Regions from separate parts of the Mus musculus genome. Here all the other regions are linked to region 3. Evidence: chromatin loops called from intact Hi-C (ENCODE). Cell type or tissue: heart. All regions are shown on one strand. Each heading gives the region's core, and the rest is flanking DNA. Links, peaks and the distances in the headings are about the cores only.

Region 1 (10,410 bases), core at 928-8,927, 56 kb after region 3:
TAGAAGAAGGAGACAATGAGAACGATGCTGTTGAAGGCAGAAAGGAGAAAAAGATGGAAGGGGAGATGCTGGTTGGTTCATTGGGAGGAGCACAGAAGAAAGAGCTATGTGGACCTGGGAAGATTTGGGTATGCGCAGGTTCCACTGTAGGACCTGGATGGTGATGGCAAGCCTTGAGAGACAGGGAGACCCCTAGGCGCCATGGTCTGCTTCACCAGATTTTCTGTCTGAGTGTCAGGGGCCTTTTGGTTTATGGAAGACAAGACCCTGGCCAGCTCAGCGGAATCCATTGCAGAAATCAGTTTCGAGGGTTGTGTGCACTGAGGGCCGTGACCTGCCCTAAGGAGACAGTCCCAGTAACAGCAAAGTCTCCTGCCAGCAGTGAGACAGGAGCTCAGAGTCAGCCGTAATTTAAATGGAAAAAAAAAAAGCCCAGGTTTTTACAACCACAGAAATGAATCAAATCTCAAACCTTTAACAATAGCAAGCTCAACACTTCATTGCTGTGATTGCTTCTGCTTCGCTAGTTTGTCCTCTGTGGGGGACCCAAGAGTGAAATAATCCTTGGAAAGTTTTATCTTCAAGGTCCTGTAGCTCTGTGGTGGGGTACGGAGGTACCAACACTTACCACATAGCCCCAGTTTCCCAGAAAGAATCCTGCTTCTGTCTGATGGGGCGGGGAGGGAGACACAATAGACCAGTGAAGGGCCGCAGGTGGGTTTGACGTGTCTTGGCACTGTCTGTGTTCAGCTTAGCAATAGCCCCGAGCTGATGACAGGGAGGATTAGGGAAAGATCGACTGACTTGAGTCTCCTAAAACCTGAGGGTCTTAGTTGCTCTATCACAATAGTCATCCAGATGAAGTGTCATTGACGTTCGTTGTCAGAGACGCTTAGCTTAAGAGTGAGTGTATTGGTAAGTGACTGTCAAGAGTCCCAGAGACTGTCAAAGAGTCCATGAGTCTGGATACTAGCGTTAACGCAATCCCACCCAAAACCATCTTTGGTTGTCTTTCCTTCCTCTTCCACCTTATCTAACTGTCCTGTCTCATGACTCTGCCTAGCTCCTAGAAGACGGCACTTCTCTAACCCAGAATGTCTTGACCAGGGGTCTTTTTTCCCATCTCCGTTTCTTCAGGGATGGCAGGCTGTCCTTAGGAGATGAACTGCTGGTGATCAATGGTCACTTACTGGTCGGGCTCTCCCATGAGGAAGCTGTGGCTATTCTGCGCTCAGCCACTGGGATGGTACAGCTGGTGGTGGCCAGCAAGGTAGGTAGTTTCTGTCATTCTTGGTATTTATCATGGTAGTATGAGTCCGGACGGGAGCCCTTCCCATGCCAGCAGGTATGTGCATGCTTACGGCTTATCTTGGGCGGTAGCTGTGATTCCACAGATGTGCACATGTGACTGAAATGTGCTTGATTAAGTCATTAAAGATGCTTGTTAGAAAAGTTATAACAGAATGAAGGAGAAGGTAAAGAATAGGAGATGCAGAAACATGATAGGAGGAAAAAGAAGGCTGCATGGAATTTTTTTTTTTTTTGGTCACTATGATGAAATGCCTGAGATAGGTGACTTAAAGAAGAAGAAAGGTTATTAGGGCTCATGGCTTCAGTGTATGACCCCCTGGATCCCTTACTGGGCCTATGACCATACAGAAACGTTGTGGCAAAAGAGTATAGTGGACAAAGGAAAGTTGTGTGCCCTGTGCAGTCAAGAAATAAAGACACTGAGACATGAAGAGGCCCTTCAAAGACACATATCCCAGGGGCCCTCTTAGCCCAACTAGGCCCCATCTTTCAGTTTCTACCACTTCCCAGTACTCCAATTGTGGATCCATTAATGGATCCATCCATCTGTTACATAAGAACACTCAGGACCAACCACTTACCTAAGTCTCACCTCCAAGTATTGTACGAAGGACCAGGCCTTCAGCATAGCTGGGGGTGAGGGGGCGTGGACACTTCACATCCAAACCACCACAGTAAGGAATGCATCTTCTGAGGCCAGAATGAGAAAAGTCTCAGGGCTGTCTGTGGAGAGTCCTGGTCCCTAGTCTAATCACCCCTACGTTGTTAGAGCTGGAAGAAGCTCTATGCCTCCTTTGTCCAACCACCTCCACCTTCCCTTCCTCCCCAACTCGGCAGATATGACAGTGGGCAGAGCATCCATAGTGGCTGCCATCTTGCAGAGGTCATGGTGCTGTCAACAGTGCCAGATAGCAAATGCTTGGCACACCACCCTCTGTCCCATTCTGCTGCCATATCTCCCTCCTGGTCTTCACTGTTATCACCGGATCCTGAAACCCAAGTCTGGGTTTCTTTCACCTGTGTGTGTTGATGTAATGACTCTGTCATGGGCTCTTATGATCTGCATTCAAAAGTTCCTAGAGAAAGGCTGCCGATGCCACGGCTCTGAGGAGGCCAGGAGACAATGACTGCTCTCCTTCTGCTAGGTCTTCTGGTTATGCTGTTGAGACCATTAAAGAGGTCCTGTGACTTAGGAGTGAGTAAGGTAGAACCACATGGCTCTTTCTGCCGCTGAGTGGCTGACTGGGAGAATCTGTGTGAGGCCACACACAGCTCAGCTCTGCATAGAGTCTGCTGCCATTGTTTCTAATTCCCTTTCCATCTTCCTGCTTTTTATTTTGAACCTTGGCATCTGTAGGTTTTCCTGTATTTTTTTCTTTTTTAGATTATAAGATCTAGCACCAGTTTGGGGAATGCAGTTGGTTCTCCATATCCATGAGTCTCCATCCATAGGCTCAACCAACCCCAGATGGAAAGTATTTAAAGTAACAATTGTATTTTTACTTAACACAGACCCTAACCCCCTCCCTTTGTTGCTCCTTAAATAATCCAGCAGCTATTTATAGATCATTCACATTGTATGACAACCTGGGAACTATTTAAGGGATAGATATGTTTTATACAAATATTATATCGTGTTGTAGGAAGAAGGATTTAAGCATCTTAAGCTCTGGTGTCTCACAGGTAACAAAAGACAATTATATATAATACCAGATTAGGATTCCTTTTCAAGCTATCTGAAAAATCTGCCTCAGGCCGGGCATGGTGGCACAAGCCTTTGATCCCAGCACTTGGGAGGCAGAGGCAGGCGGATTTCTGAGTTCGAGGCCAGCCTGGACTATAAAGAGAAACCCTGTCTTGAAAAACAAAACAAAACAAAACAAAAAAAGTCTGTTTCTCTTCCTACCTCTTACCCCAAACCTTTGAGGAGAACATTAGGGTTGCCAAGGTACGCCTTGGGTGAAAGTTGTAAGCGCCTGAGGCAGATCTGAGCCCACTCTTCCTGTAGCCCTTTGCTCCCTACAGAGGTTTTGTGGGCCCTGGGAACTTCTCCTGAATCTTCTATACCCAAAGGGCTATCTGCATCTCTCCACAGGGACAAAGAAGGATAGAGGTCCTGGGAGCTTCTCTGTCCCCCTGCTAATCATTCCTTTCAGGGACGGGGGGACATGCTTCAAGGGAAGAAAGACCACCTCTTCACTTTGCCTAGCAGATCAGCAGTTTGGCAGCATCCCTGGGTCTTGCACATAGTCCTGTGTTGGCAGCCTACTTCATTTGCACAGCTACCTCCATCCAGGGAGCAGCTCAAAGTGTCAGTTTCTGCCCAGGATTATGGCATGTGCCATCACAGCCTCAGGTCTAAACAGCTCACTTTAACCTGCTAAACTCGGAGGAGGAATAGGGGGATGCCTTCTCCATGCTAAATGTGTGGAGACGTGGGCCACTACTGGCTGCTCAGAAGAATCTGTGCAAGGCCACACACATCTTAGCTCTGCAGAGCTATGCTGTTGCCCTATGAGGTACACTCACAGGACCTCAAAGATGGTTCCGAGTAATGCCAGGCTCTCCACCTACCTGGCCCCTTAAAAGATAAGAGGTAGAGTATATAACAGTTGCCAGATACTAGAATCATCTCAGTAGATGCTAAACCAATCCCTTGAGGCAGATGTGTGTTCTTATTCAAAGACTTCCATTTAAATCCCAGCGATTATTTAACTTCCTTGGGGGCAGTAGACAAAAGCAGGTTTTCTGCCAAGTCCAATAGATTGCGAAATGTCTGCTGCTGCCATTCTCCCAGCCGCCCTAGAGGTAAAGAACATGTAAAGTGTAACAGAGCAGGGTGTCAGAAAAAGATAGTGTGCTCCTCCCAGAGGCCCTGGGTTCTTATAGGGCTGAGCAACATCCGGGAACCAGTTCTCACACCACAGGATCCTGGGCACCCACCCCAGATCTCAGAGGATAACTAACACCTTTCAGTTCCTGCTGTGTGTCCTGTTTACACTCAGGCAGCCAGCGATCCAGCCTGCTGCTGGTTCCTAACCTTGTCCCCAACTGTCTGAGTGCTCGTCCATGCAAGAGGAAGAGGAGCATTCATCAGCAGGTTTCTCCTGGCATCCAGCCATTCTTCCTCTTTATCTAACCAGAGTAGGAAAGCCATAGGCTTGGTTTTGCCTTTATCCCTGGGGTTTGAAGGATGGGAGGGTTTCCAGCGTCCAACTATAAAGAATAATAAAAATGTAAAAATCTTACTATTCTAGATCTAGGACACTTGTCACAAAACTTTAAGGCATTGTCCGGAAGTGTAGTCACCTCATGGAGAGGATGCCGGATGCTTCCACAGAAACAGGCAGTTAGCCTGTATCCTAGTAGGAGCTTGGGTGTCTGTGTTGTGAAAGCCGACCTGCCGGTGTGCTGGATAGTTTTTTGTCAACCTGATGCAAGTCAGGGTTCTCTTGGGAAGGGGAGCTTCCGGCAAGTCTGTGGGGACATTTCCTGATTGATTAGGAGGTGCCCAACACACTGGTAATATCACCCCTGAGCAGGTGGACTGCGGTTCTATAAAAACAAGTTGAGCAAGCAGGCCACGGAGAGTACAGCCAGGAAGCAGCCTTCCTCTATAGCCACTGCTTCAGTTCCTACTTCCAGGTCCCCCTGCCTTGGTTTCCATCCTGATAGACTGTGATAAGGATGTGTGAGCGGAATAAACATTTCCTTCCTCAGCTTGTTTAGTCCTTGTCTGTTTGGTTGTTTTGCCTTGCTTTTAGAAACAGGTTCTCTCTAGATAGCCCTGGCTGACCTGGAACTTACTGTGCAGACCAGGCTAGCCTCATCCGTGCAGAGATCCTCCTGAGTGCTGGGATAGAAGGCACATAGCACTGCAGCAAGCTTTTAGTCCTTTTTTTAAATCACAGCAAGAAAAAAAGGCATGCTAGAACAGCCAGGGTGATTTCGATGCTCCTTTACTCTGTGTATGTTGTGTGTGTGTGTGTGTGTGTGTGTGTGTGTGCGCGCGCACGCCCGCACCCATGTTTTCGTTTTCTTTGAGTCAAACACAAATTGACAGAGGACGTCTTGGAGGCCATCCCACATGGACTTAAACACCAGCTCCACCCTGAGAAAAGCTGTGTGTTCTGGGCAAGCCATTACATGTTTAAATCCCTGTTCCCTTTCTGCACAGCGAGACTCGAGACTTGGGAAGTGCCTCTGAGGATGTCACAAAGCTTAAAGGAGGCAGTTAAGCCCCTGAGCAGTGTGGCTGGCTAGAGGGAGCAGTGGGGAGACTACTTCTCTCTTTGTCATGCATGAGCACGTGTGTCATCATTCCACATGGGAGGATAGCATGCTGTCACACGTGCTTCTGATCTGCCTGCTCTCCGAGTAGCAGGCTGGGAGACCCTTTCCCACCAGAAGTTCATCTCAGTGCCATAGAATATTCTATCTCATGGCTACTTTGTAATTTACTCACTGGTTACAACCTTCATTTTATTTTTAAAAAAATTCTTTCTTACAGATGGTCCAACAGAGTAGACAACACCGAAGAGAAATGGACTCATGTGTGGCCTAATAACTTATTTCCTTAGACAGACAAACAGTGCAATATATTCACAATTACTGTTACAGACGGTTGTCCTAGGCCTGGAGTGTAGCTCAACTGATATACTGCTTGCCTAGAGTGAATGTTTTTCACATACCTTGGGGTTAAAAATGGCATCAAGCAGGTAACAAACGAGCACTGCTGACTTTGGATGCCAGATCACTAAAAGTTTGTAAGGTCTGTTACAACCTGTGAGTTGGTTTTGGCTTCTGTGTTCTGCGGACAGTCAAGCAGTTGGATGGTTCAAGCCTCGTGGAACGTTCTACTCCCTACGGAAGTGGCTAGGCTGAGGAGATAAAGGGAACACATCACAGTCTTTCCTTAGCTCAACTCTTCAGCCCAGATCCCATCCCTGGCCTCCGTGTCTAGTGGCCTTTCTAGGAAGTGTGCCAGGCTCCTGGGTGCTCCTTGTGGCTTTACATTGTATTACCACACCTGACATTGACAGTGACCCCACACGTGTGGACCATAAACTTCACACACTCTCTGGGTCAGAGCTTGTGGCTGGCCTCAGCAGGTTGATTTCCATCAGCTGCTGCTGGTACCCGGGTGGGTAATTCCTGGGCCTCTCGTGTATCCTCTTAGGAGAGCTCAGCGGAGGACCTTCTGAAGTTAACATCGAAGAGCTTACCTGACCTGACTAGTTCAGTGGAGGACATATCCTCCTGGACTGACAACGAAGACCAGGAGGCAGCCAGGGATGATGAAGAGGGGACAGGCTCAGCTGCTGTCCGGGGCACGGTAAGTGAGCCTCTGGCTGCTTCCAGCGCTAGGATGATGCCTTTCTGAAGACGTGAGTGACAGAATCAGAGAAGAATGTGGCGCCTTCCTTTTTTATATCTTTCTCAGCACATTCTGGAAACTTCTGAAAGGGAGATGCGTTTCATTTAAGAAAGTTGAAACTGGAAACCACAGGCTGTGGGGTTGTGTGCATATATATCAGTCTCTAGAACGCTCTTTCGTGTGCACGAAGACACGCTTACTGCTTCTTAAGGATGCTTGAAAACAACTCAGGGTTTCAATTCAGACTTCCAGACTTCTGCTTGAATGTGGAAGAAACCACGCAGGCAGATTAGTGGTAGAGTCCATCTTTGAATTTGAACCATACCAGGTCATCCGAGTAGCTTACAACGCTTCTCTGCACAAGGGGTCAATCTGCTGTGTCACACCGGCACACACAGGAAGGTGTCCTACTACAAGGAGAAAATACGGGCTCCTGATCTATTTCTATCTGCTCTTGCACCAACCTTCTTTCTCTGCCGTTCAGAAGCTAGTACTCCTCTCTCTGCGCCTTGAACTTAGGTAGCACGGTTAAGCTTTGGGAACTGACCTACCTCTGTCGAGCCCGGGGACTTGAGAAGCAAAGCAAACATCTGCATTCTTCATCAGTTACTGGGACATTGCTACCTTTGAGGGAAGAGGGGAAAGTTGCTTTTCCATCAGAGGACAGCTTTCTCAGGAGGCCCCACCCAAGCAAGTGGGTAAGCCTACCATGAAGGACCCGGGGGCAGGGGCGCGGGGTTGGTGGGCAGGTTAAACAACCCTGTGGCTGTACCCTTTCTCTACACGGAATGGTGGCTTTTGGTGGCTTTCCTTTGGCTTTCAGCAAGAGTGGAAACTGAACTAATAATTTCCCCAGCCTTCACATGCCCTCTGCCTGCCTCTCAGACCTCTCTTTGCACCAAGCTCACTACTGACTCTAAGCAACTGCTCCGCTTCCTAACCACAGCACAGCCCCGCATGGTGGCTTCCTGTTTTCCGGCCTCAGAACCTTTGCAGCCGCTCTTCTGTCTGTGGAAACCTCTGTCTGCAACTGGGGCTCATCTTCGAGACCTTGTAATCTGACTTCCTCAGAGGAACTACTACATTGTACTGACCGCTCCCAACCCCCCACTCCCCACCCCCCAACCCCCCACCCCCGGCTCACCCTGGCTGTCCATGTTCATCCTCTGTGAACTGCTGGCCCCAGATATGTTTGGTCTTTCTCCCAAGGTGCCATCAGCTGCATGAGGCAAGGGATCCTCACAACTGCTCTGGCCTGTCTGTAGACCATGCATCTCATTTTTGAGCTCTGAAACATTAAATAAAGCTTTAACGGGAATCTGGGGCTGTGGCTCCATTGGCAGATTGCTGGCCTACCACGTAAACCAGGCATTGTGCCACACACCTATAATCTCAGCACTGAGGTCAGAAGTTCAAGGTCATCCTGGGGTATATAGTGAATTTGAGGCTATCCTGGGCTACATGAGACCTGCCTCAAAAGCAACACGAAATAAATTACAGTACCAGGGAAAGCCCTGATTAGACAGCAACTGTTCCATCTCCAAGGGGAGAATATGTAGTGTAACTGGCTTCATAGAAGGAATTGGGTCGTGTGCCTTCTGTTTCTGTTTTGTGGTAGGCCCTGATATTTAACAAATCAACCGTAATGATTAAACATCTCAATAGAAATTGGTAAAGGACAAGTGACATGTGAATAGAAACACTAGCTAGCCCAAGGCATCAGGAAAAGTGCCCAGACTCACAGCTGTAGGGAACACAGACTCGAATAAAGTGAACGGCAACACGGCAGACCACTGAGGAACCTGGGGATGAACTGGGCCGTACTTCTCATGCATTGGGCTAGAAATCCTTGATGAGAGAGGCCACTCAGATCCATAGATAACAAGCTTGCCCCCTCCCCGCGCCCCGTCCCTACCTCCCACGCACCCACCCTCAGTCACCTTCACTCATACCCACCAACCTACTCCCAGTTTAGGCAGCCATGAGGGAAAACACAAGAGTCAGGGACAAAGCGGTACGCCAAGGGTACACACACTCTATAGACATGCAGGCATGATGCAGAGGGGTCGTTGCACTGGCAGGAGGGTGTGTCTTATGGGAGGTTGGCTTCAGAAGGTCTGCAAATGTTGGAGTCCAGGAGTCTGGGCTTTCTGAAGCACCCATAGGACTCTGATGCTCAGCAAGATTGTAGAAAACAGAAGGGGCAGGACTCTATCAATCACACAGTAGACTGGTAGGAGCTCCCCATCTCCATCCCCACCCCACGCCCACCCCCTGCACCTCTCTGTGCAGGGCACAGCCTTGAGGCAAGAGATTTGACTCGAATGACCCCATTCCTTCCTGCAGTTTAGGGGTCAGGAAGTAGGGATGTTCGCTGTGCACGTGGGAAATGTGGAAGCCTGGGGTCCTTCAAGGCACGTGCTTGCACATCTGTTCGCCACCTTTGCATACCTGTTTCTGCAGATAGACTGGCAGTGTACTTGTGGAAAGTATCGTGCCAGCTCCAGCATGAGAAGATGCACAAATACCCTGACTGCATATTTTTCTCTCCTCTGTCCCCATCTATGTCCCTGCCTCTCCTCGAAATCCTGGACTTTCCCTGGTGGGCCTCGCTTGGCTTACACATCTCAGGCGGGTGCTTCCGCTGACACGGAGCATAGCTAAGGGGCTGTGTGAAACTCAAGGCACCGTGCAGGACTACCAACACAGGATAAGGAGGAGAAGGCTGCCATCAACACTGGCCTAAGAAACTAAGATTTAAATCTGGGGGGGGTGGCTTTGGTTTGGTTTGGTTTCATACGTAAGGAGATGAAGTGATTCGTGGAGGAGAACAGAGATAAGAATAATTACTTGCCCGGGATGGATCGCCCGGAAAGCTGCTGATGTTTGACTTAGACTTACTCCTCTAGCAACATTTGCAGGGCTTGCTGCGACTCGCTGTCTGGCTCCGTGCCTCCTTCCCTCGTCTGTGCAGTTTGCAGTTCCCAGGGAAGTAAACATCTGGGCGGTCGCATAGAAAAAGTGAATGCCGTGCCCTGTAAATGAGAGCTTATAATGAAGGGGTCTCCAAGGGGAGTAGACACACTTGAGGTTAGTAGAAACCAACCTGGTTTCTGGGGTGTGGAAGGAAGACATTAGGATGTTTATAGATTGCATCTCACTTTATAGTAGTATTACATTTGGGGTTCTGTTGCGGGGGTGGGGTTTGTTTTGGTTTGGTGTCTCATCTTTTTTGAGACAGGGCCTCCTCACTCTGTAGCCCTGGCTGATCTGGAATTGCTGTATAGACCAGGATCTGCCTCCAAGGCCTGGGATTAGAGGCATGCACCACCATACCCAGCCCTCAATTTACTTTACTTTTTGAAAAATGTTATTGCATTCTATTTGTGTGTGTGTGTGTGTGTGTGTGTGTGTGTGTGTTTTAAATACTGTTAAAATTCCATCTGAATACAGTCAGCTTTTGGACTTGAGATATACCTTCAAATTTCAGGTAAATGCCCTAATGGACCACTAGAGCATGTAATATATATTACTTATTACATACTCATATATAAAGTAACATAATGGGCCTCTAGAGCAGTAATACTATGTCCTTGCCCTTCTGTTAATGTCTTCTGTGAAAATTATATTGTAGATGTTGTGAGATTTTTATCACTAGATAAATGGCTTCCTGCCTAGTTCTTTGTTCTAAAGATACCTTTCATTCTTGTCCGTAATTACAC
Region 2 (10,410 bases), core at 783-8,782, 80 kb after region 3:
TCGTCTGTTGTTGACATAAACCGATGTCTTAGAAACAGGTTTGGCTTTCTGATTTATTTGTGGCAATTTGCACCATACAAAAATCCCTGAGCCATAAACCAGGAGACTGGGACTCTCAATCTAGCCTCACCACTCACTACCCTGGGGTCACCTTGACCAGGTTCTTCCCAGGAGAAATGGAAACAGCCCCGGGGTCCTTTCCCGTCTGAAACCTCCCTGGTGGACCTTGCCAGTTCCTTGTACACGGGTGACCTGAAGGGTGGGACTTTGTTCCTTTTCTCTCATGTGACATTTGTATTGCTGCTGCTCCAGTCTGTCTGAGATAACCACCCATTGGAGGCCTCGCCTCTCCCTTCAGCTCTTTGCTCTGCCTTTTAGATGCTCGGGTCAGAAGAGTCTCAAGACGTAGGCAGCTCTGAGGAATCCAAAGGGAACAACTTGGAAAGCCCCAAACAGGGCAACAGTAAAATGAAACTCAAGAGCCGACTCTCAGGTAAGTGGAAAGCCTTCCTGCTGGTAGAGAAAGAGACAGGCTTGCAGCCTTGGGAACAGGGGAGAGAGGGGAGGCATGGGGAGGGAGGGGATGACCCCATTAACAGTATAAACCGTCAGGGGAGAGAGCAGTGGGTGCTATGCTCAGACTGGCCTTCAGCTTGCTGTGATTCCCAAGCTGGCCTGAATCACAGTCCTCCTGCCTCATCCTCTGCAGAGGGTTAACCTTGCACCTAGGGAGATGAGCCCTTTATCTCCTTAAAACCTCAGGACTGTTTTTCCACTGGCGAGGCAGGCCCTGGAAGAGCAGCTCCGTTAAACCTAGCAGCCCAACAAAGTGCATGTCAGCATTTGTGTATCTGTTGAAACTTCCATTTCCTGAATGTTTGGTTCATTTATCTTGATGAGGTTTCAGGTAACCCTTTCAGAGTCGACTCTCAGGTGCCCCATGCCCCCCAAAAAGTCCTCAGCCAACTAGAACAAATAGCAAAGGGTTTATCTCACATCAAGTTCTCATCTCAGCTAAGCAGGAGAAATAGTGAAAGAGATTGCAGCTTTCAGAACTGATAGAATCCATGATTTACACGCCCTGGGTATTTCCTTAGACTGCCTGGCCTGTGCTCTGGGGGAGACAGCAGATGACCCATAGGACTCTCAGAGGTCCTTGGCACTTCTGTTTTGTTGGATACTTTGTCTCCCTCAAAAACAAAATTTTGCCGGGCAGTGGTGGCGCACACCTTTAATCCCAGCACTTGGGAGGCAGAGGCAGATGGATTTCTGAGTTCAAGGCCAGCCTGGTCTACAAAGTGAGTTCCAGGACAGCCAGGGCTACACGGAGAAACCCTGTCTCGAAAAAACAAAAATAAAATAAAATAAAAAATTTTATGACGGCATTCATACAAAATTACATTCTGGGAACTGGAGAGGTGGCTCAGTGGGTCGAGCACTAAGTTCAGCTCCTTAGTACGCATGTAAAAGCCAGGAGCGACACAGTTCTGTAGCCCTGGCACTGGGCAGAGACAGGGGAATTCCCCAGGGCCTTACTGACTAGCCTGTCTATCTGAAACAGCAAACTCAGAGTTTAGTAAGAGACCTGAACTTAAAACAGAGGTGAAGAGCAAAAGGGAGGACATTTGCCATCAACCTCTGGCCTTTTACTAGACACACACACACACACGGATATACTGTACAGAAACAATGTGTAGATAGCAAACATCTGACAGCATTCATCTCTGGCTGGTTCCATATGCACATGCATATACTGCATGCGTGTGCACGTATACCACCCACAGTAAATTAAATAAATGGTGCAGAATAATTGAGAAACACATCTACTGTCAACCTCTAGCCTCTACACACCTGTGGATGTGCATACTCCCACCCATGTGTGTGCACACATGCATGTAGCACATGTACACTTAAGATATAGACTGAATTCATTGCTGTCTACTCCTTACTTACTATTATGCTCAACTTTCCCTGCATTTAAAAAAAAATGTATTAGGGCTGGCAAGATGGCTCAGCAGGTGAGAGCACTGACTGCTCTTCCGAAGGTCCTGAGTTCAAATCCCAGCAACCACATGGTGGCTCTTAAAGAGATCTGATACAGTGTACTTAGATATAATAACAAATACATCTTTTTAAAAATGTATTAAAGCTTTTTTATGGTCTCCAAATGTGTCAAGGGCTCCTTCCTGGCACAGCACCTACTGGCCTAGTAGTTAGCTTGACTCTGGCTACTCACTCATAAGCATCTGGAAAGGGAGGCAGAACTTAGCTTTGAGCCCTTAGCTGTTGGTAGCCTTGTACCCTAAGTCCATTTTAAACCTCCTTCCCTCAACTTCCATTCCAACAGCTGTCCGAGAGAGTCGCTACCCTGTCTTTGACAGATTGAGTAATGTTCTTATTTTATCATTTACTTATTTATTTTCGTTCTTTCTTATTTATTTCTGCAGACGTGTGTGTATGTCATTTATAAGTAATGAGGTTTTGACTTGTGCACGCTGTGGCACAAGTACGGAGCCAGGGGACAATTTGGGCTTGATTGCGTTCCTTCTACTTTGAACTCAGGTCATCAGGATTGCACAGTGAGTGCTTAAACCACAGAGCTATCTTGCTGCTACCCCCGCTCCCCCAAGTCTTATTTTTAACCCACAGAAAGACACTCAACACAAGGCATTATCTGTTAACGTCCCCCATTCCATTGTTTTCTTCTGCACCCAGATCCCTGGGGAGGAAAGGGGGAGCCAAGAGTACCTGCCCCTGTCACCTGGCCTTCTGTCTTTATTCTCAGAGAAGATAAATAGCATGGGTCCATGAAGTGGAATACCTTAAGGCTCCATTTGCAAAAATGAGTTATTTTGTATCGATCAATGGGAATGATTAGGCGGCATCGTGTTGAAATGAGCAGTAGAGGCTGACTTTTGCCAGAAAGGGCTAGCATCTGGGAGAGAGGCCTGCAGAGACTCTCTGAAGGCTCTCACCTCAGGGCGACAAGCAGCACCCCACCAGGAGCTCTGAGAGAGGCCCCTTTAAACCTGTGTGCAGAAAAGAGGCAGTGGTCAGCTTGCCAGAGTTGATCGACCCTGTATAATCAGTTCCCAGGGAGGCTCTCCAAGTTCTGGAGAGACGCAAGGACCTTTGAAACCTCTGTTGTCACATTCCTTATTTTATAGATGAGGTCCAAGCAGCTAAGGAAATCCCAAAGGTCATTGGGTAGGAGCCAGGAATAGGACCTACGTTCCAGACAGTTCTTCCTACCGACTTCCCGTGTGGAAGGCGTTCTGGATTCAGATGGGGGTGGGGCAAGTGTCTCAGAGACCTTCTAGATGTCTGGTTTTTCAAACCGTGTCCATATTGTCAATTTGGAACCAGGAACACATTTAGCTGATAACCAATGCAGGGTTGGGCCACTGTTTGCCACGAGGGGATCTCGCCTTCTCAAGCGATCCAAGCCTGTGGTAGGGAAACATGGGGTAGGGGAGGAAGCGTGCACAGGTATCAGCCAGAACTGGGTTCAGTTTCCAGCTCCATCCATGAGACAAGGGATGTGGGACCAGTGTCTTCTATGGGCCTCAGCTTCTTCATCTGTGAGGGAGGATCACACTGTGCCCATGTTCTTCCAGGAAATGTGAGTCCTCTATGAGCCCAGCCTTTTGGAAGACTCATGGGAGAATGTGTTTAGCTCTGCTGTTCCAAAGCCTGCCAGCCATGGGCCCTTCCCTCCGAAGCACCCATTGTTTGTATTGTTGAAGCCATTAATATTATGGTCATGATTTTCATGTTCATTCTTAATGTTTCTATCCTCTTTGCCCTCTCAAGAGGGGAAAATGATGTTTGAATGGCTTCAGACAGGAAGGCCTTCGTGAGAACTCTCAGTCTCCTGGGAAGGCAACCCGCACGTACGCTTGGTGGCTGCTTAGACGATGCACATACACATTCAAGCAGCAGAGCAGCCGGAAGTCTCTGGACTGTGTGCCGGTAGATGCATTCAGAAACAGCAGGATAAAGGAAGCCCTGGTAGAAAGAAGCCTGGAGACCAGTCGTCTAGACGTGGAGGAGAAGAGTGGGAGATTTTTCCAGGCAGTCAGGGAGAATGAAAGATATTTTGGGCAACTGTTTTTAATCCTCTCTTATTTGAGAGGCTAATCTTTGACGGTAATAATGATCTGGTCTAGCCAAACTTGGCAAGTGTGCGTAGGGGAAGGACTGCAGGCTGTTGAGGTGGGAGGTGATGGTGGTGTGCACAAAGTTGGGTAAACCCGTGATATTTATATTCTCAGTTCTGGAAATGAGTACAGAGGTGGACAGGTCCTTGGCAGCCAGCGGGATAGAACGCATTCATGCGGTAGGGGGTAGGAAGAGGAGGCTGGCAGCTTAACCTGGAGACATGTTAAAGAAACTCGGAGAACAGGGCTTTCACAGTGCTGTGAACTGCTTCACTCTAAAGACCTTTGCATTATAGGAGTCTGTGTGGTTTGGGGTTTTTTGAGACAGGGTTTCTCTATGTAGCCACGGCTGTCCTGGAGTTCACTCTGTACACGGGACTCTTGAGTTCTGCTTGCCTTTGCCTCCCCAAGTGCTGGGATTAAAGGCATTGTCTTATGGTCTCCCAGGTTATCTGGGTTTGTTTGTTTGTTATATGAGTACTCTGTAGCTGTCTTCAGACACACCAGAAGAGGGCATTGGATGCCCATTACAGATGGTTGTGAGCCACCATGTGGTTGCTGGGAATTGAACTCAGGGCCTCTGGAAGAACCGCTGAGCCATCTCTCTAGCCCAAATTTAAAATAAAAATAAAAAATATATGAATACATGTGTATCTGCCTAGAGAGGTGAGAGAGGTAAGGGCCCTCCTGAAACTGGAGTTGCAGAAAGCTGGGAGCTGCTTAATGCAGGTGCTGGAACCCAGCCTCAGGTCGTCTGCAAGAACAATAATGTGAGTGAGCCATTTTGCCAGCCCTGCCTGGGAGGTTTGGCTTCCATGGGATCCTCTTGGGTCTGCCTTCCAGATCTGGGTGTTTGTTTCATGTTCCTCTTGCATGAGTCACTGCGGATCCACACATCTTAGGGTGTTATCAGCGGGTGCTACCGTCTGTGGGTTCTCTCCTGATGATGACAGGTGCCTCCCGGTCAACTCAGAAGGGATTTTCTTCTAGTAAATCTTTTTTCAGATGAGTAAGCGTGCCAAGAAAGATTAATCTGGCCCATGAATTACTAAGTTATGAATTATTGTTCCAGCCATTTCCATGAGGGCTTTGCCCAGTCTGGCTCCAGAAGGACTCAAGCAACAACATCTTTCATTTCACAGAATGTTTTTTCAAATATGCTAGCCCAGGTTTTTCTCGCTGCCTGCCTCTCCTCTTGCCAGCAGGGACCTCCTTTAACTTCAGGACTTTTGACTTATCCGTGTTAACCTCATAAGTTTGTGATCTTTTTAAATGCAAAGCTTTCCTTGGCTGCAAAGGGGTTTCAGACATTTGAAAAAGCCCACTTTCACACAGTGAATGTTTAGCATTTGAAAAGCTGAGCCTTAAGTGACATCCCTTAACTACATCAGCACCATATCATTGCTCAAAAACTCAGCAGCATGTGACTTTTAAAAGTCTACTGTTATCCTTTCCTTATTCCATGAAAATTTTTAGAGAAATTTCCAGATGGAAATTGGACACTATCAAATGAGTCATTACACAGCTCAGGAGAAATCAATTCACTAAAGAATAAGTATATGGCCAGGCAGTGGTGGCGCACGCCTTTAATCCCAGCACTCGGGAGGCAGAGGCAGGCGGATTTCTGAATTCGAGGTCAGCCTGGTCTACAAAGTGAGTTCCAGGAGAGCCAGGGCTACACAGAGAAACCCTGTCTCAAAAAAAACCAAAGCGGGGGGGGGAGGAATCAGTATATGGAACCGACCAGAGAGATTGATAGCACATACTGCTCTTACAAAAGACCTCATTTCAGTTCCAAGAACCCACATAGGGAGATTTGCATAAGTCCATAATTCCAATAACTCCAGCTCCAAGGGATCTAACACCTCTGTCTCTATAGGCACCTCCACTGGTGAATACCTACACACAGACACACCCAAGTACACACCATTCAAAATAAGTCTTTAAAGAGAGAATTGACATATGTAATATGTCAATTATATATGACATATAAGCAAGCACATAGGTGATATGTTGTATTTAATATAGAAATAGTGATTTTAGCTTTATTTGTATGTAATTGATCTATCATTTCCAATAGTACATAGTCTAACTTAGGTGTTTTTAAATCATTATAGATTTGTGAGCATAGGTCAGTGGTAGAGTGCCTGGGTTGCAAACACCCCATACACATACACAGAGACAGACAAACACACACACATGCATAATACAGGCGCGCGGGCGCGCGCACACACACACATATATACATATATATTGCAAAAGTTTCTTAAATAGGTTACAAAAGCATCAGTTATAAAAATGAAAGTTGATCTGCAGTCATGATTGTAAAATTACATTTTGGTTCACAGTGGGTAGCCATATACAAGTGTGGTCCCATTAATTATATCACATAGTAATATTACGGCCACCCACGATAGTTAGATTTAATTGTCAACTTGACATGATCTGGAATCAGCTGGAGGGATTCTAAATGAGCGATCATCTAGATAAGGTTGGCCTGTGGGCATGCCTGTGAGAGAATTGTGTTATTGAGTATACCTAACTCAGGTAGAATAACCCATCCTGGATGGGTTGGTACAATTTTGTAGGCTGGGTCCTGGACTGGCAGGGAGCGAGCTGAATGCTAACAGGCGTGCATTTGTTGCTCTCTGCTTCCTGACTGTAAATGTGATATGACAGAGCTCCTGCCCTGTGACTTCCCTGCCGTGATGAACCATGAACAAAACAAAGCCATGCCCTCTAAGTTGTCAGGGTGTCTTAATAAGGCAGCCAAATATAGACTATATAATACCTAAAATGTTAGAAACAAAACTATACCTTTTTATTTGTATAAACACACTCTACACGCCTTGAAACATAAGTAACTGTGTCGTACTGTTAGAATTATAGCTTCTTTGTGTTATATACTATGAGACAAGATAAGGCACGGATATGGAGAAAATATTTATAATTCATAGATCCCACAGAGGATTCATAACCTCACATACTAAAATAAAAAGAACGTCCTAGGATTCAGAAAGATTTAATTCAAGAATGGACAGGAAAACTAAACAGGTACTTTACCAAAGGGAGTAGCGGGTGGCCATGTGTGCCCAAGTGTGACCTCATCCGTTGTCAGTGGAATGAAAACTGGAAGCCATGGTGTGATCCTAGCATCCTCTACCATCAGCCACAATCCTGGCCTCCTAGAGAGTGGGACGATGCGGGGAAGACAGTTTATCCTGCAGTCACAGTGCTGCAGAAGGAAGAGATGCCAGGAGCCAGCACCTCCACAATGGCATGTCATCGGGCTATCTCACACTCACAGGAGGCATGTGTGAGAATACAGTAGCTGTAGTCTTTTTTTAAAAGATTTATTTATTTATTATATGAAAGTACACTGTAGCTGTCTTCAGACACTCCAGAAGAGGGCATCAGATTTCATTATGGATGGTTGTGAGCCACCATGTGGTTGCTGGGATTTGAACTCGGGACCTTCGGAAGAGCAGTCGGCGCTCTTAACCACTGAGCCATCTCGCCAGCCCCTGGTAGCTGTAGTCTTGATCAGCAAGCTACAGCCCGCAGAAGACAAAACCAAAACCGTGTACAGCACACACGGTGTGGTGAGTCTCACAAATTAAATGTGTTAAGGGCAGGCAAGCTGGCACAGCAAATAAACGTTTCTACCCCTGATCCTAATGACCAGAGTTCCATTCCCAGGACCCACATAGTGGGAGGAGCAAACCGACCCCTCCATGGTGTCCTCTGACCTACACACCATGGCACATGTGCCCCCACAAGCATACACACACAAAATAGAGATATATATGTTAAGAACAAGGAGCTCCATACAGAAAAAGTACATATCCATTCATATAGAGTTCAAAAATAGGTAGAGTTGGTGAGTGGTGTTTCAAGTAACGATCATGTTACTCATTGGGTGAGGAGCGTTTAGTAAATGAACAGAGGGGGCTTCTGAGGCTGTAGTGAGTGATTTTTGATCTCTGTGTTAGAGGTCATGTGGAATTCACTCAGGTACTTTTATGCACATTTAAGTTATACTTACTAAACATTAATAAAAAAGGGTTATTTAGAAAGTCATTACTAAGCCAGGCATTAGTATTTTAGGTTATTTCAGCACTCAGAGGTTGGTGTCACAAGACACAAGAGAATTAAGAGAATTCCAGGCCAGCTCGGCTGCATAGCAAGGACCTGTGTCAACTGTACCTCTCAAAAACAAAACAAAACAAAACAAAACCACTATTATAATTGTATACGGAATAAAAGCACCCATCTGTCAGTGAAGCCATGCAAATATAAAATGATGTCCAGCCATTACTACAAGACCACATGCCCCTGCCCCCCTCCCCAGTTTATTGCTGTCCCCAGCACCCTGCATCTGATTTAATGCATACATTGCTCCTTCAGCTACCTTGTCACTTCAGAAACTCCCAGGTTCTTCGTAGCTCAGCATCATCATCTTTGAACACAACAAGGTTATGCAGAACCTGGTGATAGGACTGGAAAAACTTGACCCTTGGTACGTTTTCAGGCCTTCTAAACCCATCAGTGATTATGAATATGGTCTTTAGGCCCATCCGTTCTCTTAACTCTTCTCGTCCCTTATCAACCCATGCTCCCACCATGTTCTGTTGTAGGAGGTGTCCACCGCCTAGAGTCTGTTGAAGAATATAATGAACTGATGGTACGAAATGGGGACCCCCGGATCAGAATGCTGGAGGTCTCCCGAGATGGCCGCAAGCACTCTCTTCCCCAGCTGCTGGATTCTACTGGGACATCACAGGTTAATCCTGGGGTGGTGGGACATCACAGGTTAATCCAGGGGTGGTGGGACATCACAGGTTAATCCTGGGGTGGTGGGACATCACAGGTTAATTCTGGGGTGGTGGGACATCACAGGTTAATCCTGGGGGTGGTGGGACATCACAGGTTAATCCTGGGGTGGTGGGACATCACAGGTTAATCCTGGGGTGATGGGGCCTCTGCTTCACTCATAGCCACCATTGCTTGGTTAGAGATGAAAGTACAGATTTCAAATCCCTGTGTCTCCATGATTGTATGTGTGTGTGTGTGTGTGGGGGGGGAATCGTGTGTGTGAAAGTGTATGCACACATTTTATTTCTTTTCAAAGACCCCTATAAGCCCCTGTTCAGAAGAGCTGACTGCTGATAAGGGCCATTCGTATTTAGTCCTGGAGAGAGTAAGAGCCAGAGCACAGAGAGAATGTGTGTGGTATCTACCCAGAAAGATGACAAAGAAGCCAGCTCGATAGTTGAAGAAAGTAGGGAAATAATCTCTCAATAGATCTCCGTCCGTAACTTTTCATGCTGTGTGTTTTGGAACCAAGAATTACTCTCCACTGCCAGGAGACAATGGCGTCTCATGGTCTGTGGCAAACCAGCATTGCTTATTTGCTAGGAGCGTCCTGTGTGGGTCATTGTGAGCATGTGTGCCTATGCCATGCCTGGGGTCCTACCTGCTCTCCAGTGATGACACAAACAGCCAGGATCAGGGGCACCATGGAGGACTAAAGGAAGAGATTAGCATTACAGAGCCTGTTCCTGTCAGGAACTCTGGCTCTGCAACTCTGAATAGCGGTTCCTCCTCCTCCGTTATCTCGTCCCTGGACCACAGGGAACTCAGCAGCAGGCAACAACCAACTTGGACATAACCAACTTGGACATAAGCTCAGTGTACTGGCTGGTTTTGTGTCAACTTGACACAGCTGGGGTTATCACAGAGAAAGGATCTTCAGTTGAGGAAATGCCTCCACAAGACCCAGCTGTAAGGCATTTTCTCAATTAGTGATCAAGGGGGAAAGGCCCCTTGTGGATGGTGTCATCTCTGGGCTGGTAGTCTTGGTTCTATAAGAGAGCAGGCTGAGCAAACCAGGGGAGGCAAGCCAGTAAAGAACATCCCTCCATGGCCTCTGCATCAGCTCCTGCTCCCTGACCTGCTTGAGTTCCAGTCCTGACTTCCTTGGTGATGAACAGCAGTATGGAGGTGTAAGCTGAATAAACTCTTTCCTCCCCAACTTGCTTCTTGGGCATGCAGGAATAGAAACCCTGACTAAGACAGTCAGCTTCCAGGGAAACTTAGGGTTCCTTGAGTCCTGGTGCCGTGACCCATATGAGGGCTCACTGGCGTTCTCAAGGCCTAGCAGAAAAACAGGGCTGGAAGAGGAGGCTAGCAGCAGAGGTAGCCCTAAGAGTCACACTCTGGGACTCATAGGAGCAGATCTAAGGGTATT
Region 3 (10,410 bases), core at 1,514-9,513:
TGTTTCTACCCCAAGAGATGAGTCCTGTTCAGCCATGTCTGAAGGAAGCATGCCTATCTTCGTGACTGGGCCTTGAGTCTGAGAAACCACCTGAAAGATGACAAATAGCCCTGAGGACAGTTGTCCTTGTTGAGGACCCAGGATCACGGGTCACCATGTATTTCTTGTTCACTTGCCATCTCTGTGCCTAGTGTGACCCTTGCCACCTTCTCCCGTGTTCACTCTGCCAGCTCCTTGGATGAAGAGAGGAGACTAAGGATGGGGGCTGGGGGCGGGGGAAGCTGAGCCTGAGGTACGCCTGAGGGATGGGGACTAGCAGGGTGGGATGGGGCTTTTTTGTGTATAGTTGGGCGTTTAAACCAAGTACCCCATGCTAAAGGAAGAAGTCAAACAACAGAGGAGGGTATGGGAGAACATATTCCGTTCTCAAAGTGCTTGTTCCAGGAATATTAATAAATGCAGTACAAATAAGCAGGGGTGGGGACTCCATAAAAGGGGGTTTGGACACAGCAGATTATGGAAGAGCCAGTTAACAGCACTCTCTAAACGTATTTTTTTGGAGTCTTCCTTGCATAGAGCATCTCACTCAAATGATATTTTATAGAATCTATTTTTAGAAAAACTAGATTAAGATCATTAGAAAAACAAGAAAGAGCCCTTAAGAAGGAAATTGAAAATGACAGCAAAGCGAAGCCTGTGAGATGGCTCAGTGCTCGGCGACTGGAAGCGCTGGCCACTAAACCTGTTGACCTGAGTTCAATCCTGGGAACCCATGTAAAGGTGAAAGGAGAAAACTGAATCCACAAAGCTGTCCTCTGCCTGAATAAACGCTCCATGGTGTGTGCATGGCCAGGTACACATTACACAGCCTCCCACGTGTGCTTACCAGCGCGTGTGCGCACACACACACTAAAATTAATTTTTATAAAGCAGACGATGTGTTTTGTTCTATTTTCTCATTTCCTTATTAGACATTAGGAGCATGCAGGGTCCAGAGGGAAATAGAAGGAATGTTGCTCTAGTATTGTTCCAGCCTTATCATTGGAATGAGTGCCAGGTGGCCCGTGAGACAGGTAAACCAGTAACGGTGCTTGCCACCAAACCTGAGGAAAGAACCAACTCTTGCAAGATGTCCTCTGACCTCTACTTTTGCACTATGACAGAGTATATGTGTATGTGTGTATATACATGTATGTATATATATGTGTGTGTATATATATATATACACACACACATACATATATACATATGCATATATATATGTATATATAAACAAAGGTAATTTTAAAATTTTAAACAGGAATAAATGCCAGAGAGGAAATCACTACCCACCATAGCCGAGAAGGCATGTAGAAGCTGTGAACCTGTCACATGCTGTGTGACTCAGTGCCGTGTTTGGGGAGTTTGACTCTGTGTTAGTTAGAAAGGCTTTACTGCCTACTTTCCCTGGCGATGTCTGTTGTGTTTGTATGACCCATTTCTCGCTCATTCACTTAATTTTCTGCGCCCTGCAGATATTTATGCTCATGGTCCCTAGAGGGGGAAGCAGTCACAGTACAGTATACAGTGGTGTCCTAAGAACCCACAAGGCACAGGCTGCGGATGAGTCTTGGTTGTAGGAGGTTGTCTTGCATGTTATATGATATTTAGCAGCATCTCTGGCTTCTACCGTTAGACACCAGTAGCAACCTCTCCCTCCTTCCCAGTTATAACAGCTAAAAAATGTTTTCACACATGGCAGAGTCAACATGTTCCTTGATAAGAACCACAAGCAGCTGATGGAATAATTCAGTGATAGAATACTTGCCTAGTGTGCGTGGGGCCCTGGATTTGATCTCTAGTGCGTGCGCGTGCGCGCGCGTGCGCACACACACACACACACACACACACACACACACACACTGTGTATACAATCACTGGTACATATGAAAGCACTCACATTTGTGAAAAGGCAGGAGCCAGTGTATGTATGTGTGTATGTAGGTTTCTTTTTTCAAGATTTTAGTTGGGGGGGCAGGGCTTGTGCGTGTGCCCACACACATGTCCACACGTGAGTGCAGGTGCTCAGGGTGGTCAGAAGAGGTCACTGAATGCCCTAGAGCTGGATTTACAGGTAACTGTGATATGGGTTCTAGGAAACAAGCCTGGGTCCTCTGGAAGAGTGGTTGGTGCTCTTAACCCCTGAGCTATCTATCTCTCCATCCTCAGTGCGCATGTTTCTTCAAAAAGTGTTGGACTAGCTCTAGGATGGTCCTAGATGCTGTGTGAAGGAGGGGAGGTTTTTTTCTGTGCACAGTGGTACCTCGGTAGAGCATGTCAAACTGGCCTACATGTTCACCATCAAGTACTTCTGCGTACAAGATAGAACAGAGGGATGGACACTCCAGGAAGTGAGAAATAGTTAGGAATCAAGGCCTTAACATGTGAAGGGGCAGGCGAGAGTTCAACTGCCAGATATATAGAAAGGGAGGAAGACTCCGGTGACTCATTGATTGAGTGGCGGGAGGAGCAATGATTGGAAAAGCAAGAAATGCTTTGAGGAAGAACATGCTAGATTTTCTTTGAGGGTCTGCTGAGTTCTTCTGTCTATTGGACATCCCATGAGAGATGGGCAGCTGACAGACCACTCTTAGTTGCTTTAACTATGGACATAAAGGAGCTAGAACCCAGGGACCAGGCAGCAGGGCAGCTAGAAAGAGGGCTGTGAGAGCACTGGTCAAGAACTGGACAGATCTCATAGCTGAGAAACTGATGTATCCAGTGAAGGGCCAGTGGGATGCTGATGTTGGTCTGCCAGATGCTGCCAGATGTGAGTGACACAACAGGTATGCAGGCTACATGTGGGCTTAAGGAGAAGAGGGGCAGACTGTGGACATGTGGAATTTGCTGACTTGTAAACGCTGCATCAGGCAGTAGTTAGAAGGGAGCTGAGCCTCTGAGTTAGCAGGCCACAGCTCCCCTGGCTTGCACAATGCAGGGTGTTCCCCAGTAGCTTCTATATTATCGCTTCTCATCACAGCGCAGGGAAACAGCACCTTGCTTGCTCACATGCCTTGTTTGAGTTCTACTGGGTTGAGGGAGAGGGAACAGATTGTTTTCAAGGCTGTTGATGAGTTTCATTTTGTGATACGTGATCGTCTTTTCACTTTTCGATTTTCATAATAAGCATGACAGTTCTAGAACCGGGAAGAGCAGCCGGGAAAGAGCTAAGGAGAAGAGGGAGGAAAAGTCAGCTTCCACTGGCTTTCTAAAAAGTACCAAGTACGTTATCATTTCAACCTCTTCTCGCTTACAGAGTTGTGGTTTTAAGTACATTCACGATGTTGCACAAAGGGACAGAACTCTGGTATTCAAAGCTGAAACTCTGGGAGGGACCGTGCAGGTACGGGGCTAGGATCCCAGTACTTGGGAAGAGGATGGAGAATGGCAAATGTGTTGTCTGCACATAGGACATCTTGTTTATCCATTCATCCAGGGATGCTGTCTTAGTCAGGGTTTCTATTCCTGCACAAACATCATGACCAAGAAGCAAGTTGGGGAGGAAAGGGTTTGTTTGGCTTACACTTCCATACTGCTGTTCATCACCAAAGGAAGTCAGGACTGGAACTCAAGCAGGTCAGAGAGCAGGAGTTGATGCAGAGGCCATGGAGGGATGTTCTTTACTGGCTTGCTTCCCCTGGCTTGCTCAGCTTGCTCTCTTATAGAACCCAAGACTACCAGCCCAGAGATGGTCCCACCCACAAGGGGCCTTTCCCCTTGATCACTAATTGAGAAAATGCCTTGCAGTTGGATCTCATGGAGGCATTTCCTCAACTGAAGCTCCTTTCTCTGTGATAACTCCAGCTGTGTCAAGTTGACACAAAACTAGCCAGTACAGATGGATATCTTCAGTGCTTCCACCATTTGACTGCTGTGGTCGGTGCTACTCACATGTATGTATGTATGTATATGTGTGTGTGTATGTATGTATGTATGTATGTGGGGTGGGGGTGGTTAGTGTCCGTGCAGATGCATATGTACATGTATGCTTGTGCATGCGAAGGTTAAAAAACCTCAAGTGTAATTCGTTAGTTGTGTGTGTGTGTTCGTACACATAAATGCAATCTGCTCAGTCTGTTTACTGTTGCATATATATGATTTCAGGACTGATCACTTGATATTAGATGACTAGTTCGGGGGCTAATCCCTGGGGAAGACTATTTCTTCACTCTCAGCAATCCTTAGTATATATGGGTAAAGCCCTATGAGAACCTCCTTCCAGTTATCATGACTGTCAGTGTTGTTTGTGCTTGTTCAGGTCATGTTTAGGCAGCCATATTGCTGAGGTATCATGGGTGAAGCTTCCCTGTCGTTTCTAGGAGACGCAACCACATAGCAACTTTCTGGCTCTTACAGTCCCTCAAAGTCCTGTATTCTAATCTCACCCTTTCACCAGGAAAGCCGTTTCTTACCTCCCTGGGCCTATTGTCATAGCCACACAGTGAGGAGGTAGGAGGAGGTGGTTCTTAGGGTCCTTTCCTGCTCACCAAAGGTGAGAATAGAGTAGGAGGTGAGAATATGGGAGCATCTGACCTCAGGAACGGAGTCAAGCTCCACACTACTACTTCCGGTGGTAACAGGAAGTTGGGTGAGGGCTTAATTCAGAAGCCAGGGATGGAATGGTGACTGGTGTCTGGTTCTTGCACTTGTTGCGGGGTGGTGGTGTCAGTAAACGCAGCAGCCGTTCCCTGGAAGTGAAGCTCTGTGCTCTACGTTACCCAGTCTGTGATGAGAAAATTTGACAGAGAGGTGGGAAAACTGGTTTTACCATAGATTTTTGGCAGCCCTCACAAACTAATAGAATATTCAATAGACACAACTTATGTGTCACCACAACTGGAGTTTATTCATGGGCCAAGAACATATTGACCCTGTTTCCTCCACTGCTTTAAAAAGAAGTAAGTGTAAGGACCAGCCTTCCTTCTTATGGTAAATTCAGTGTAGGAGAGTGGACTTTCCCAAAGGCGGGGTGGGTGGGAAGTCCACTGCACAGTCAACTCTCTGTTGACTCTGGGCTGAATGCCACTCTTGGGGAGTTGGGGGCTTGTCCTCCAGTGGTCCTTCCTATCTGACCCACCAGTGAAACAGCACAGGTGGCCTGACTATAAAGGGAAATCACCCAAGGGTCCGTCAGAGATGTGGTGGGCTATTGAGGAGGACCATGTAGTTTCCTTTGGGGGGGGGAGAGAGAGAGAGAGAGAGAGAGAGAGAGAGAGAGAGAGAGAGTGTGTGTGTATGTGTGTGTGTGAGAGAGACAGAGACAGAGGCAGAGGCAGAGAGAGAGAGAGAGACAGAGACAGACACACACACACACACACACAAACACACACACACAGACCTGGTCTCTCTGTTTTGTAGCTCTGGCTGTTCTGGAAATCACTATTTAGACTATCCAGGCTGGGCTCCAATTCAGAGAACTCTACCTGCCTTTGCTGTTTGTTGTTGGTATTGTTGTCGTTACTAAAAAAACTTTCTAAAATTGACTTAACTATATACATGTTTTACCTGCATGTATGTCTGTGCCTGCAGAGGCCAGAAGAGGGCATTGGGTCCCCAGGAACTAGAGTTAAAGACAGGGGTGAGCTGCCACATGGGTTCTGAGAATTGAATCCTGGTCCTTTAAGAGAGCCGCTGGTGCTCTTAACCACTGAGCCATCTCTCGAGCCCCAATATCCTAAAATGGTTTTGAAAATGGAAGAACTTCTGTGATAACTAAACATAGGTTGTGACAACATGTAATTTGTATGGGGGATGTGAGTGTATTGAATAAAAATCTAAAATAAATGGATAGATTAAAGAAGACTACTTTGTGGATGTGCAGCCTGAGAATAGCTAGTTAACAAAAGGTGCTTTCCTTCTGTTAAAACCCGTGTGTCTGGTGAGAGCTTTGCTAATAACACCACACCATTTGCAACAACAACACACCATTTCCTTTTGAGTCGTTCATACACACTGTCCACCTACTGCCCAGGGCTACCAATACCTTTGGCTCTGGCTGAACTTCCAGGGACCCCCCTCACTTTGTTGCAAAGCAAACCTATTTGCATATAGTAGAAATAGAGCTGTATATGTGCTGCTTTGGGGAGCCTGTTTTTCAAAGTTGTATTTCCTGATAAAGTCAGGGTGAGAAACCAAATCATCTTTGCAGCTGCTGATGTTCAAGAAGGAGTGTGTGAGTGTTCTGATCAGCCATCTCCATGTTTGATAGTCTGAAATAGAAGATGGGATTAGCTGGATTAGAAAAGTGGGGATTTGTTGTCATGGAGACAAGTAGCCCTTCTTTACCAATGAATTTCATTATAAAATAAACTCCCAATTTTATATTCATATGAATGTAGGTTTAACCCCTGTTAGTGTGTGTGTGTGTGTGTGTGTGTGTACACATATGGGTCTTGGGTCAGCAACACTAGCTGGCTAGTGAGCCCAGAGAGTCACCTGTCTCTGCCTCCAACTCCAGCTCCAGCAGTTACAGATGTGTCCTGGCTTTGACATGGCTGCTGGCAATCCCAACTTGGCTTCTTATGCTTACGCAGTAAACATCCAACCCACAGACAACCACCTTGGCTCTTTAAAGTTCAAAATATACTTAGTTCCTTGGGAAGCGTTAGGTCTCTGGGTGGAACATTTCTCAGCTAAGTTCCTGGTGTCACTTCTTTAGTAAATGTGAAATATACACTTGGTATTTTTTTGTTGGTTCATGCCTGGAATCTTGAGCCTACCTCTGTGGTCCGTGTCCGTGTCCATATCGTAAGCTATCCTTCGCTGAGGGCAGAGCTGACCTACAGATGCAGGCAAAAGGGCACCTCCCGTGACTGCCACCAGGGACTGGCTCCCCCAAAATTAAAGTGGTTTTTAGCAGTCCGGATTTCCACACACTGGCAGAGCCGTATGTGTGGCTCATCCCCTCACACACACACAGTTTAGCTGGATGCACTCATAAATGAAAAATGATCTGAGTGCTTCAGGTGGGTGGGGCGGAGCTCAGCAGGTGAAGCTGGAAGAGAATCTCTTGCTCTGCTCAGCAGAGCGAGGCAGGAAGTTGGAGCCAGCAATGGCCTGGCTCACAGCTTTTTTGTTGATAGTTAGTAACCCTCTGTGAAGATCTGAATGGAGAAGGGAAAGAAAACACTGCGGAACTTTGGCAGCCCGCCTATCCTGTGCAAGTGGCTACTGGAGCCCAGTGGAGAGTGTTCACCTGGCCAGTTTACGATGCAGGTAGGAAGCAGGCGGGAGAGCCAGTCTGAGTCCTATCTCCTCCCTAGCCACAACTTTTGACTCCCAGTGGCTTTTTTTCTTTTTTCTTTTTTTAATCATTTGAGAAATGAACAAGAAACAACATGAGTAGCCTGAGCCTGAAAAATGCTGCTCAGGAAAGTGTTTCTGTTGCTACATTGTTACTAGTTTGATCCGTCTAAGGGTGACTTTTAAAAAGTCAATCAGGTAAACCGGGGAAGCCGGTAAGTTAAAAACCAGGTTTTAAACTGGCAGATGATACGTAGCAGGCACTGTTTTAGAACAAATACTTGGAAGATAGTTGACCAGAAATTGATTTTTCAAGTTTCAAAACCCACTTGTTACATTTTTATAGTTCAGAACCAAAGAGGGGCTTGCTAATTCCTTCTGGCGTTTGGCTCACAGCTGGGGAATATCCAGATATTGCCTGGGATCCAGAGCAGAACTCCAGTGTGTTGGTGTTTTCTTCGGGGAGGCAGTCTGCCTTTGCCTAGCCTCTAAGTCAAACGGAAATCAGTGAGAAGACACAGTGTGGATTCCCAACATTTGTCAGGGTGGGAGTAAATGGAGGGCTGGCAACTGTCACAATAATGTCCTTACCCCCAGAAAAAGGGAATGTTCTTTTGAGGTCAATCTTGGCTGCACCGGCACAGGAAGAAAATTGAAACATTTGTGTCTCCGGTGGTTGTATCGAATCTCAGGACATCCTCTCTGTGGTGGGGCCATGGGTCTGGTGATACAGAGAAACAGAACAGAAATAGAGCCCAGCCCAGCCTGGTTTTCAGACCCATTTCTAGACCTTGCTTCTCCTTGTGTCCGGGCTGACCTGACATACATCGTCCCCTCCAGTGAAGAAGCAGAATGCTGTGAAATTGAGCTGACCTGGGGCGGGTAATGCACGGTTGACTGTGAGGTAAGCTTCGGAGGTAGGTAGTGAGTGAGCTGCAGCCTGGATTTGGGAAGTCTATGCTCGGAACTTTGAAAGCCGGTGAACCACACAGAGCTGTGTCTGAGAAGGCAGTCATGGGCTCTGCTTTGGGGGCTGCTGACTGGTGGGCTATTGCCCATGGCCAGTAGTGGCCCATGTTTTAGTTTTGATTTTAGGCCCAAGGGAACTGGGACGCCACCCAGGCCACACCTTATCACTGTTCGGTTCCCGTGTCTCAGCATACCATAGCGAGAGAACAACACTTGGGAGGCTTTGAGGAAACCTCTGGCTCCTACCTTCGTGCTGTAGCCTTGCTCTACAGAGCCTGGGTTTGTCTCCCACCCTCCCTTCAGATGGTTCCTGACCCAGGTTCTGTGTGTAGGATGATTTAAGCTGAGCTGAGGAGCCGGCCTTTTCACAGGGCCCATTATAGAAGCAGTTGGGTCAACAAATTATGGCCCAAGGGGCAAGTCCAGCCTGTTCTAGCCTGTTTTTTTTTTTTTTTTTTTTTTTTTTTATAGCCTGGGAGCTAAGGATGTGTTTCTACATTTTAAAGAGTTGGAGAAACAAAGATGGAGACTTAATGGCTCACAACGGGGATTTACCCCCTGACCCGCTTTGTATTAAGTCCGTCTTTTAAGAACGCTGTCTCTATGTATTCCTGTGTGTACAGCTGATTGGCACAGCTCATCGTGTGTCCAATAGCCTAGGCTGTGGTTTTGAAAGCTGTGTGTTGGTCTGTGTTCAGTGGCACCGCTGCCTCTGAAAGTGTTGGGTTGTCGGTTCAGGGGTCAGGCAGTTGAAGATGTGTAACAGGTCTAATCAGTGGCAAAGCAGGTCAGTGGAGTCTGTGGCTAAGATTGGTTTTTCAGCTCTCCCTGGTCTGTGAGCCACACGTTGACTGGACTGTGCAATCTCTCCTTCCACCAAGTCAGTGCTGGCCAGACTTCTGCCATCTCAGTATTTGACATTGCCACTTTCAAAACAAAAGATGCTTCCTATAATAATAATCTGTGTCTATATGTACACACTATGTGGAAGAAGTTAGCTGAATGTGCTTACTCATTTAGAACAAGGTTTCCTTATGAATCCCTACAAGCACTTAGTGAGAGCCTGCCAGCCTTCCCATGAACACCCGGGTCTTGACGTCACACAGTGTCTCATTGTTACTGTCTTGTCTAGGAAGGGAAAAGGAAAATCTGGTGACCTTGCTAATGTTCCACTTGTGTCAAAACTGCAGGCCTGGATCCAGAGCTGGCCTCTGTAAGGAGCTTGTTGTCCACTGCAGACACACAGGAAGTCTTTCATAAGGAGTGCCGGGTTTGAGAAGGAAACTGAAAAGCCTGGAATTAAGCTTTTTTTTTTCCACCAGGACATTTCAATCATTCATCCTCCTCCAGTATTTGAAGACTGATTGTCAGTAAAGACTGTTGGGGGTGGAGCTTAGCTTGACGATGAAAACAAGTGAGGGAGGGGTGAAAATCCGAACTGTCCAGTCCCTCATGGGAGGTAACTCCTGGGAACGAGATGGCATCTGTAACCCTTGAGGAGCCTGGTTGGTGGAGCCGCAAGGGGTGGGTCGGTTAATCTGCCCTGGTAGCTGCAGAGCCTTGCCTGTGTTTAGCAAAGGGCTTGGCTCTGAAGCTACAGATTAAGCAACCTGCCATTCCTGTATGCTCGGAATTTCAGACCTTCAGAGACCTATTTTGCATAACTGTTGCAATCCTACTAGAAGCCAGCCCCATGGGAGGGAGTTGGAGGAGCTTGCCCAGAAAGGCTGGAGCTGTGTTGTGGGGCAAGAGGAAAGGGTCAGCTCCTGTTCCCAGGGGGCTTCCTTTGTGCGAGTGACACTATGTGTCAGAGTTTTGGTCTGCCTGGTGTCTCAGGATCAGAAGGGGCCTATTCAACTCCCATCTTAAAGACACAGATGCAGATTGGTCCTAGGAGCCTTGAGCAGCTTCATTGAGCCAACCTGTTTATGCAGACTTCACAGCATTAGACAGGTGGCTAGGGCACCTGTCCCCTCTCCTTGGCTATTTAAACAGGGCCGAAATCTAACATCTATTTAATTTTTCCCATTTTTTTTTTCTGACAATGAGATACACACACATATATCATATATATATATATATATATATATATATATATATATATATATATATCCTTTTTAGAAAGCTTTGTAAATCTGCAGGAGAGGAACAACAGCCAAG

What was found. Hi-C counts contacts between places; a loop is a spot of excess contacts. Peaks named below come from ENCODE experiments on the same cell type or tissue, not always from the same donor. Only the 100,000 strongest peaks of a DNase experiment are listed, where the experiment ranks them.
Region 1: a loop joins it to region 3, with 1.9 times the contacts of the local background. A loop is called at or near these places in 4 of 42 quality-filtered maps.
Region 2: it touches region 3 in a loop (1.8-fold over the local background); 2 of 42 quality-filtered maps call a loop at or near these places.

What each region holds. Positions count from the first base shown.
Region 1 is chr15:12,433,340-12,443,749 of GRCm38, reverse strand. It overlaps Pdzd2 (PDZ domain containing 2), which reads left to right. Exons shown (of 26, transcript NM_001081064.2): 6 at 1,138-1,270; 7 at 6,491-6,646. Among named protein-coding and RNA genes, the nearest start is that of Gm52211, 53 kb to the left of the region's middle. In heart, for the core only: no CTCF peak of the experiment used is centred there; a DNase peak (open chromatin) is centred at 4,279.
Region 2 is chr15:12,409,541-12,419,950 of GRCm38, reverse strand. It overlaps Pdzd2 (PDZ domain containing 2), which reads left to right. Exons shown (of 26, transcript NM_001081064.2): 8 at 379-493; 9 at 8,798-8,943. Among named protein-coding and RNA genes, the nearest start is that of Gm52211, 77 kb to the left of the region's middle. In heart, for the core only: no CTCF peak of the experiment used is centred there; DNase peaks (open chromatin) are centred at 3,960 and 5,050.
Region 3 is chr15:12,490,160-12,500,569 of GRCm38, reverse strand. All of the region lies in intron 3 of Pdzd2 (PDZ domain containing 2), which reads left to right. Gm52211 (a long non-coding RNA gene) reads right to left here and starts at 8,660. Exons shown (of 3, transcript XR_003951632.1): 1 at 8,497-8,660; 2 at 7,873-8,002; 3 at 6,188-6,248. In heart, for the core only: a CTCF peak has its summit at 5,584 (motif pointing right); DNase peaks (open chromatin) are centred at 7,165, 8,304 and 9,379; H3K27ac peaks cover 296 bases.